2 separate regions of the Homo sapiens genome follow, and region 2 is linked to region 1. A link is a loop called in an ENCODE intact Hi-C map of the cell type or tissue named here. Cell type or tissue: heart right ventricle. All regions are shown on one strand. Each heading gives the region's core, and the rest is flanking DNA. Links, peaks and the distances in the headings are about the cores only.

Region 1 (5,380 bases), core at 240-5,239:
GTAAATGTTACATTTTAATAAAAGTCAGCTTACAGTTTAGATGGGGATAGTGAACCTAAAAGGGGAACAAACAGTTGTAAACTTTGACATTTCTCATTCTTCTTAACTGCAGCATAAGATTTACCTTTATTTTTTAATATTGGAGAACTTGCCATGTAAATCCTAACATGTGGATGAACTAAATACCTGGGGAGTTCATCATCTCTCACAAACTAAATCCAGAGAAAAAACTTCCTGACACAAGAAAAAACTGCAGTTAAATGGAAAACAAATAAAGCAAATGAAAATTGGAATGTGGAGCATTTTGCATGCCAGATAAGAAAGGGCATGTGACAAAGGAGAGCCATTTCTTCCATTTGAGATTGGAGGGGGAAGAGTCCAAGGCTAGAATCATGTGGCTGACCAGGCTCCTGGGACTTCCACATCTGCACAATGGATCATGCAAAGGTGAGCTACATAACTAAATGAAGTTTTTACTTATAAATTCGCATAGTTCATACAGTGGACATTTATCATCTTTTTAGGTGCTCAGCATCTGCACTTGTTTAGGGATTTTTTCTATTGTGAGTCATGGTGGGAAGCAGGGCCTACCTTCCACTACAGAAGTGGAAGAGAGCAGATAGCAAGCTTCTACTCTCCAAGGAATAAAGTGCAGGTGTGTTGCCTGTGCTGCCAACCAGGTGCTCTCACTCAGGTCTTAGAGACTGGAACAATTACGGTAATAGGGATTCACTCCAGCTGCACAGACCACAACACCCAGTGACCATCAGTAGCCGTGGAAGCTGAGGGCCTGAATCTCTAGAAGCCCTCGCTACTCAAAGTGTGGTCTGGGGACTTGTTAGGAAGGCAGAATCTGGGACCCACCCTAGACCTACTGAGTCAATATATTATAGTGCCTTGCACATAGTAGGGCCCTAATGAATATATCTTGATGTATAGACATATGAAAATATATTGAAATTTGATCTTGTGGAAGCTATCTGAATTATATTTCTTCAAAATATAATTATGTAAACAGCCCTTAACCCAATGACTGTACTCTTGAAAACATATTACATGATATTGTGTATAATAAATTGCATTTTACTTGCATTTCATTGATATTTAAAAGACTCTTCCAGTGAATCCTTCTGTAAATTCATTATGCCTTTTTAAAGTGAATAATCACTCCTTCATTTATCTGTTGTTAACATATGTTCCCTAAAGCAGGGCACACCCACAGTAAAGATTACTGTAATCATATGAGTTGTCACTGAGATGACCAGTGGAATTCTCTGCATGGCCCTTGTTATTTTGGTCCTTGTCTGTCTTTCTTTCGGTTCCTGAAGTGCCAGCTCCACATGATCTTGGTGTGTACTAACACATAGCTAAGCAACCAAAATGGATAAGGAAAACAGTTCCCTTTACAAGGTCAGCCAAGTGCTGTAATTCCAAAGCACTGCACTGTATTCGGCTACCTACAATTCCTGGACATTGAGGGCAACCTGCCCTTCCCGTTGGCATTGTGCCAGTCTTAAGAGCCTTCAATGGCCATCGCAAGCCCATGTTGGTAGAGTGCCACTAATACAGTGCCTGAGAGAACATAAAGCTCTCCCACTCTCACCTGGAAGAGGATGGCTCCTGAAAAGCAAACTTATTGTTTAAAAGCATTGTTGAAACAAGCTGGAGAAGCAATAGAGTAAGAATTGTGAGGAGGGACAGGAGCTGTTACAACTTTGCAATCAGACAATCAGCCAGTTACCTTCTTAACTGTGTTCTCAGGGAAGTTCCTTAACCCCCTAAGACTTCAGTGTCCTCCTAGATAAACTGCAACTAGTAAGGATGCTTATCTAATAGGTACCATGGGCAGTAAGTGTGAGAATGGATATAAAATACAGTATCAGACGCATCATTATTGCTCTAAAATTATTAGCTATTATGATGGTTATATTTCTACTGCACATGCCAGCTCATCGACAATTTATGAAGCCTTTAAAACCAGGCTTGACAACACATATGGCATAGATAACAGGATGATTTTCAGTGGCTTAGAATTTGACCCCATCCTCCTGCTCCCAAAACCACAACTTTTAAAAGCTGTAGCCACCATAAATTTTAAGAGGTGTCGTGTTGCAGATAAATAAACACAGACTTTGCCCTCAGATAGATAGGGATTCAAATTTCAGTATCATAGATGAGACTTCCCTTTTCCCTTCCTAAAGATATCCAGATTTTTTATTTAGACATCAGTCCCTCCTCCCCACAACCCACATGCTTCAGGGGAACTGGCCCAGACAGTAGACTTAATGGGCCTATGGGAAATTCCAGCCCCCTTGCCAGGGTGATTGGCTCAAGAATTCAGGCCTCAGCCAATGAGGTCATTAATCCCCTGAGACAAGGACTGATTTAATAATAGACCAATGATACGTGAGGAGGGAAGTAGCAGTCACGAGAATGCACCCAGAACACCTCCTTCTATGGCAGCATAATTGACCAAGGGCCCCAGCTGCTGCACTTTGGAATCCATCCCCAAGTTTGTGAATCCTAAGGAATACTAAGACAGACTAATTTCTGGGAGACACAACTCCTTTGTCAGCTGATTTGGGGTGAAGGATTCCCCTAAGATTTGCTTCGACTGCACAGTATAAGGCACTTCCATTCGGCCTTTCTCTCCCTTTCCTTTAATTGAAGTCAAATTTCCATCAGTGCCTGACGCTCTTGCAGCCTTCCCAGCTCCCTGCCTATTTCCATTTACACATTCATTTTCCCTAGTAAAATCCGAGCACATATCAGTCCATCTTAACATCTGCTTCTTGAAAGACCCTGACTAACACCAAAACTTTCCCGGAAATTTTGAGGAAATAAGTTTCTTTGTTCTTAAGAGGTAGGCACTGGGGAAATGCTCTTTTTTGCTCTGGATTTTATGAATATCATGGAAAGCCTAGAATTGCTCCAGCCATTTTCCTAACAAGAGTTGTCTTCTCCAGGTTAAATATTCCTAGATTCTTCTACCTTTCTTTATACTAAATGGTTTTCAAACCACTTACTATTGACAGGTGACAGCGTGCTGGCAGTCCTCACAGCCCTGGCTCGCTCTCGGCGCCTCCTCTGCCTGGGCTCCCACTTTGGCGGCACTTGAGGAGCCTTTCAGCCCACCGCTGCACTGTGGGAGCTCCTTTCTGGGCTGGCCAAGGCCAGAGCCGGCTCCCTCAGCTTGCAGGGAGGTGTGGAGGGAGAGGTGCGAGCTAGAACTGGGGCTGCGCGCAGCGCTTGCGGGCCAGCTGGAGTTCCGGGTGGGCGGGGGCTTCGCGGCCCCGCACTCGGAGCAGCCGGCCGGCCCTGCCGGCCCCGGGCAATGAGGGGCTTAGCACCCGGGCCAGCGGCTGCGGAGGGTGTACTGGGTCCCCCAGCAGTGCTAGCCCACCGGCGCTGCGCTCGATTTCTCACTGGGCCTTAGCTGCCTTCCCGCGGGGCAGGGCTCGGGACCTGCAGCCCGCCATGCCTGAGCCTCCCACCCCCTCCGTGGGCTCCTGTGCGGCCCAAGCCTCCCCGATGAGCAACGCCCCCTGCTCCACGGCGCCCAGTACCATCAACCACCCAAGGGCTGAGGAGTGCGGGCGCACGGCGCGGGACTGGCAGGCAGCTCCACCTGCAGCCCCTGTGCGGGATCCACTGGGTGAAGCCAGCTGGGCTCCTGAGTCTGGTGGGGACGTGGAGAACCTTTATGTCCAGCTCAGGGATTGTAAATACACCAATCAGCACCCTGTGTCTAGCTCAGGGTTTGTGAATGCACCAATGGACACTCTGTATCTAGCTACTCTGGTGGGGCTTGGAGAACCTTTATGTCTAGTTCAGGGATTGTAAATACACCAATTGGCACTCTGTATCTAGCTCAAGGTTTGTAAACACACCAATCAGCACCCTGTGTCTAGCTCAGGGTTTGTGAATGCACCAATCGACACTGTATCTAGCTACTCTGGTGGGGACTTGGAGAACCTTTGTGTTGACACTCTGTATCTAACTAATCTAGTGGAGATGTGGAGAACCTTTGTGTGTAGCTCAGGGATTGTAAACGCACCAATCAGCACCCTGTCAAAACAGACCACTCAGCTCTACCAATCAGCAGGATATGGGTGGGGCCAGATAAGAGAATAAAAGCAGGCTGCCGGAGCCAACAGTGGCAACCTGTTTGGGGCCCCTTCCACGTTGTGGAAGCTTTGTTCTTTCGATCTTTGCAATAAATCCTTCTGCTGCTCGCTCTTTGAGTCCACACTGCCTTTACGAGCTGTAACACTCACTGTGCAGGTCCGCAGCTTCACTCCTGAGCCAGCAAGACCACGAACCTACCAGAAGGAAGAAACTCCGAACACATCCCAACATCAGAAGGAACAAACTCCGGACGCGCCACCTTAAGAGCTGTAACACTCACCGCGAGGGTCCGCGGCTTCATTCTTGAAGTCAGTGAGACCAAAAACCCACCAATTCCAGACACACTATCCTGGGGGTACGTAGAAATGAGAACAATTAGAGAAAACAGAAAGTGTAGCGAGACTATTCTCCTTTGCTTCTCATATTGCAGCATTATATGGCTTGAGCTTTTGGAGGAACTGTAAATCCTTTTTTTAGGAATTTGGTAGGCATCTCCACATATTTGAAAAACTGACACATACAATGCAACAATCAAATGTTGATTCGTTAACTCTTTGGTAAATAGAGCAGCAGAGAACCTGGACTCCAGAGCCAGACTGAGTTTTACTCACAGCTCTGCCTCTTGCAAGATGCGTGTGCTTGGAAAATTTAATTAACCTCTCTGTGACTCAGCATCCTTCCCTGTAAAATGTTCTTCTACCTCATAGTCTTCTGTGCGTTACTTGGAAAGTTCTTAGACTAATTGTATCATGTAGTAAGTGCTAAGTTAGTATTAATTTTTTTTTTTTTTTTTTTGAGATGGAGTCTCACTCTGTCACCCAGGCTGGAGTGCAGGGGCACGATCTCGGCTCACTGCAAGCTCTGCCTCCCGGGTTCACGCCATTCTCCTGCCTCAGCCTCCGGAGTAGCTGGGACTACAGGTGCCCGCCACCACACCTGGCTAATTTTTTTTTTTTTTTTGTATTTTTAGTAGAGACGGGGTTTCACCTTGTTAGCCAGGGTGATCTCAATCTCCTGACCTCGTGATCTGCCCGCCTTGGCCTCCCAAAGTGCTGGGATTACAGGTGTGAACCACTGTGCCCGGCCCTTTTTTTAGTTTTTTGAGACAGGGTCTTGCTTTGTCACCCAGGCTGGAGTACAGTAGTACAATCACAGCTCACTGCAGCCTTGACCTCCTGGGTTTCAGCGATCCTCCTACCTTTGCCTCTCAAGTAGCTAGGACTACAGGCAAGCACCACCACACCTGGCTAAT
Region 2 (5,380 bases), core at 247-5,246, 56 kb after region 1:
GTTGCCTCCCTCTCCCCCTCCCTCCCTTCTTCCCTTCATTCATTTTAGTCTTAATATAAAAACTTAATATGTAAAATCCCCCCACCCCATTTTTATAATCTTTTTAAAATTTAAAATTTCCTGAAAAGAATTTGAATGAATGAATAAACAAGATTCTACTCAAAGGCTTCAAATCTTCAGCAAAAGATAGTATACCAGTGCTTCATACTTTGTAACCAAAGGCATTAATTTGCAACCCTTTCTTTTCTTAAACAAGTAAGATACTGTGATTCCTTTTGATGCAATGTAGCAAACCAGACACAAATAGCAACAACAACTTTTCAGACACAAAGAGACATCACTGTTATTTCTACCTTAATGCAGATGGGCCTGGACTTATGAAAGGGCTACTTCCTGATAAACCCATCCGAAGTTGAAAATGTTGTAAACTGAAAGTGCATTCAATACCAGATAAACCCATCACAAACTCAAAACATTTTAAGTTGACCTATTGTAAATCAGAGAGCATCTGTTTTTCTGTATCCTTATGAGCCCTCAAATCCATTTTCTTTAAATGTCCATCCCCATCCTGTGGGCCAGTCTGCCATATCTTGCAAACACTTCCAGTTGGGCTTCCTTCATCTACTCTTACCCTTCTCAGTACTTTCCTATAAAGACAGCCAGGAAGAGCCAATCTGCTCATGGCATTTCCTCCTCAAAAATCTCTTGGTGGCTTCCTTACTTATAGGGTAAGGACCAAAATCCTTAATAGCACCTACAGGGCTTGGCATGTTCTGGTTCACCTCATCACTTTCGTTTCACACCAAATTCTCTCATTCTCTGGGCTCTGGCCAAGTGGCCCTGCCTTCAGTTGTTCACCTTATTTCCTCTAGCTAGCTACAGGGTCTCTATTCATGCTCTTTGTTCCTCAGCTCAAAAGCTATTTGTTTCCTGGGGAAGCCATCTTTGATCCATACAACATTGCACACACACTCAGCACAACATGCTTTTTCTTCACAGCACTTACTACTTTGCAACTATGCAAAGTATTTGTTGTATAAAATATGTATTTGTTCATATAATTACCCATGTAATGTCTGCCTTCCCAACCAGTCTAAAAACTCCCTGAAAAAGGCACTGTGTGTTTTGTTCAGCATTATATATCCCTAGTGCCTACAAGATTCTGGGCTGTAGGAGGCTTATTTAATAAATATTTGACAAATAAATGCCATCTGCATTTTCTATATATATATTTAAAGCTACCCTAGCCAAAATTCTGATAAACTCAATTTTACAGACAAGGGAAATTAAGTAGGGTATTCCTCTTCAGATAAAAAGATGACAAATTCGCCCAAATGTACTCATACATTTATTTGCTGCTGGTCCACATAAATTGCTTATAATTAGTTACATTTCTCCCAAAACAATTGAAAACAATTCAGTAAGCTTTACTTAAATGATTTGGGGCTTTTCATGGGCTTTTGCTTTGCAAATAGCATACTTCATTTTTACAAATGAAGAAATAGCCTTAATATATAAAACTCCTCAAACTTAGGAGGGGAGATAAATTGGGATAAAAAGCAAGGAAAGACACAATATTTTAGTTTGTAAAATTGGTTTATTTACAAATTGGTATTTTAAAATTGTATTTGAAATTTTTATTTTTATATATTTCCCTGGCAGGCATTCTATATTTTCTTAAATATGGAGGCAAAGGATAGGAAACCTGAGTAAATTTAAGAGATTTACCTGCTGCTACAGTCAGTAAAATTTAACTTTTAATCCCTGAGTATCAGTAAAGTGTCAAAAATAGTATTTTCATACTTTCAAATGTAAAAAAAAATTTAAGAACACAGAAAATAAAGAATGAAGCTACTATAATTAGCCTCTCCACAAATAACAATGAGAAGTCACTCTCTTACAAATTAACTGAGGGTGTGTGCACATGCATTAAGTTATTAGGTGCACTTAGACACTACGATGCTCTAGTCCTCAACTTTTTAGTTTGTCCCATTTGAAAAATATTCCTGGAAACTGATATGTAACTTAAATAATAGAAATGCCCATTGCTAGCTCAACTTCCCCCCCTTTCTAAACTTTTGTGTTTTATGTATTATGGATTTTCCCTTACTGTCCAAGACCAAAATTACCTGATTACAACCTAAGCCTCAAACTGCAATGTTTTTGTAGTCAACTTTGGAGCAAGTCACTTCAGTTTCCTCAAGTATCAAATGAGGATAATTATAGCTCATAGGGATGTATAAGGATAAACTGATGTTCATCCAACATCATGAAATCTCCAAGGAGCTTTCTATGTAAGGGGTAATGCTCTTCTGGAACATGTGATACAATCATAATATATTCTTGCTGCTCCTTAACGACAGATGACTTAATACTCCTAAAATGTCAGCTTTCTTCAGAAGAGTTAATATTAACTCATTAGTTTCCTCATTAAGCTTCCTTGAGACACATGGGAATGGCAATTATGCTCCCACCCCATATATATATATGAAATGTACCGCAGATATTAAGGATATGACCATAGCAAAATAGTAAGTCAAAGTCAAACCAAATAAGGAAACAAACCAAAGACTTCGCAGTAAGATGTAATTTTCTTATGTATGTGCAACACACTGGCAGTCATTTTTCATTTTGGACAGTGCTAAGTATTACTAATGACAAGGGTTTATCTGCCTAATAACCCAAAGGAAATCAAGTGTAATTCAAACTTAAGAAAAAAAAAGAAAGCCACATATACCTTCCTCAAATCCCTCTTAATGCTCTTTTCAAAACATGAAGCAGTCAAATCAATTTCCCCTTCTAACAGACCAACACTAATGTCAACTAGGGACATTTTCTAGAGCTAGTTTGAAGACAACTTCGAAGTTCCAAGAATATTTATTTGTGTAGCTGTTCATTCCAAAAGGGATAGGACTGTAGAGACTCAAACAGAATTGCACATTGATCAATTTTAAAAAGCGCTTTTGAAAGATCTGATAAAAGGAAAGAGAATGAGTAGGAACTATAATCTCCTGAGTCAGTCAGTCAGATCTGGACAAGAAATTTTAAATTGACATTGCCACTTTAGCACCAATTTTCAATTTTGTACATAATGCACATCTCTTAACACTTACATTTCTAAATATATTGGATTTTGGGGTTAGTTTGCTGATTGGGTTTTTTGCACTGGGTGTGAACTTTAAGAAGCAAGATTAGCAGTAACAAAAATCTATGGCCCAGGCTATGACGAGGCAATTGGGAACTCTTATGGCATTCCCTTGTTTAAGCATATCCCAGTATTGATGCAGGGAGCCACACTAAGTAATTCCTTGGCTGTTGGTAACAGAAGGGAAATAAATAATGATGTGAGGTAGTTCTTTCCACAAGAGGGTAATATCTGACTACACAATATCCCTGCAATGTCTGACGAATTACTAGAGCATCTGCTTGCTGTCATCTGTAAGTAAACTCTTAGCTTGGTACTAACTGAACTTGACAAATCATGAGCTAATTGCAGTTCCTAGGCCTTATTTTCTGAGCCAACCGAGGCAGGAGACACTACAACACAAAAAAATGTGAACCACAGAGACCACCAAGTACAAAAACTGCAAACTCATAAGCATTAAAAAACATTGGGTGGAACTGGTTAGAGCACATTAGAATAATTTACCAGAACTTGTGCAGAGAAAAGAATGAAGACTGGTGGGGAATAATTGACAGGTTCTGCTCCCCCAGCTTAACTATCATTGTGAAGGTTAAAATAAAAGAAGATATGAAGCTCTAGCATAATAAAGAACACAGCAGAGGCTATATATAAAAAAGTTAACATAAAAATCTGACAGGTGAAGGAATAGAATATCCTGGGAAAAGCAAGAACTACTTACTAAAACCTTTGTTTTTCCACTTGGAATCTGCATACTTATATTGAACTAATAAAGTATTGCTATGAACAAACTAGTAGAATGAATTATTTTAACTTCTCAAGACCCTGATATAGAGCTATCCATTTTGCATTCTAAACCCTCTCCAGGCTAATTGACAAAGGATAATACCAGAAATAGATCAGGAGTTAAATTATAGTTAGAAAGGGGAGAGAAGTAAGGTAGGACATTAAAATTTTATTCTGAAATTATCTCTGGCCACAACAATAAAATTTAACAGATATTCACTAAACAGTCTTACTCCTGTCATCAGCTGTATAATACATACAGTATCATAGAACTGGCCACTAGGATTAAAATCCACTAGAACATATTTAATGTTAAGTGGCGACAGCAGCATCTCACAGAAATTTTTACATACATATATACACAGTCCACATTCAACCATTTTCACATATTTTCAGTACACACAGTTGCAGCATATTACAGTCACGTGTCTAAGTTGTTGCTCGATAAAAACCCAAGCCACTGCCTAGACAGAACTGTAGCAGTTGAGCTGAGTATAATTACAATTAATTTTATGTATGTCCATAGCAGAGAGATGTACAAGCCCCTAAGAAACAGAGTTCACAAATACTTTTTTTAATGCTATTACAGCATTATGTTGGGCAATATTAAAACCTTTACCGAGACCAGATCAGTTTTTTTAAAAAGTCTTCTGCTTACCAGAAATATTTTTGATGAAAAAAATTACAAAAATGAATGCTCTCCTTAAAATAATTCACACTTTAGGATTCCAATATGGCCCAATGCTACTGATGCCTAAAGTGTTTTCTAACATTCTGATGGAGTCATTTAACACGACCCCAAACCACCCATTAAGTTTAAAAGTGGCTTAAGTGCCTTGCACCCAAATTGTAAAAATCCCTGGCCATCCTTACTAGAGCCAGGCACATATAAAAGGAATGCACTTTGGTTCATACCAAATGCCCTGGGATTAATCACACTATAAAATTAAATGGTTTGAGGTAAATTTTTACAAATACAGTTGATTTTTGTCTAGTGTTAGCATAACAAAAAAAAAATGTAAAAATCAGTCTGATGTTAAGATACAACAAAGACCATCTTTAACCCCTTAAATATAGGAAGTCCTTGTGTAACACTACCTGATGGTTATCTTTTTTCAGTGCCTGAAGATGAGTCATGCCTTATGGTTTCTATTAAGGCCTGTAACTAGATATTTAAGACAGATGTATCTTTGCAGAGATGGGTTCCATTCTTACTGACTAGAATTCGAAGAGTTAAAGAGGCCAAAAAATGCATGCCCTACAACATGGCATTCAGAACAAAAGGCACATTGTTAACACTAAGGGCACAATTTCTCCTCTACCGTTAATCTACAGTGTCTTGCACCACTCTGTTGTTCCACTGCTGTAGCAATATATTTAAGTGGTAATGAACACGCTGGTGGTGCAAGAAACAGAGCCAAATGAGACTGCCAAAGACAAGACAACACTGTG

The links. Hi-C counts contacts between places; a loop is a spot of excess contacts. Peaks named below come from ENCODE experiments on the same cell type or tissue, not always from the same donor. Only the 100,000 strongest peaks of a DNase experiment are listed, where the experiment ranks them.
Region 2: it touches region 1 in a loop (2.0-fold over the local background); 20 of 110 quality-filtered maps call a loop at or near these places.

What each region holds. Positions count from the first base shown.
Region 1 is chr12:67,717,446-67,722,825 of GRCh38, reverse strand. It overlaps LINC02421 (long intergenic non-protein coding RNA 2421), which reads left to right. Exons shown (of 5, transcript NR_110063.1): 2 at 113-447; 3 at 4,285-4,483. Among named protein-coding and RNA genes, the nearest start is that of LINC02421, 9.3 kb to the left of the region's middle. In heart right ventricle, for the core only: no CTCF peak of the experiment used is centred there; DNase peaks (open chromatin) are centred at 1,495 and 2,455; H3K27ac peaks cover 4,420 bases.
Region 2 is chr12:67,661,362-67,666,741 of GRCh38, reverse strand. It overlaps DYRK2 (dual specificity tyrosine phosphorylation regulated kinase 2), which reads right to left. Exons shown (of 3, transcript NM_006482.3): 3 at 1,336-5,380. Among named protein-coding and RNA genes, the nearest start is that of DYRK2, 15 kb to the right of the region's middle. In heart right ventricle, for the core only: a CTCF peak has its summit at 3,368 (motif pointing right); no DNase peak of the experiment used is centred there; H3K27ac peaks cover 4,232 bases.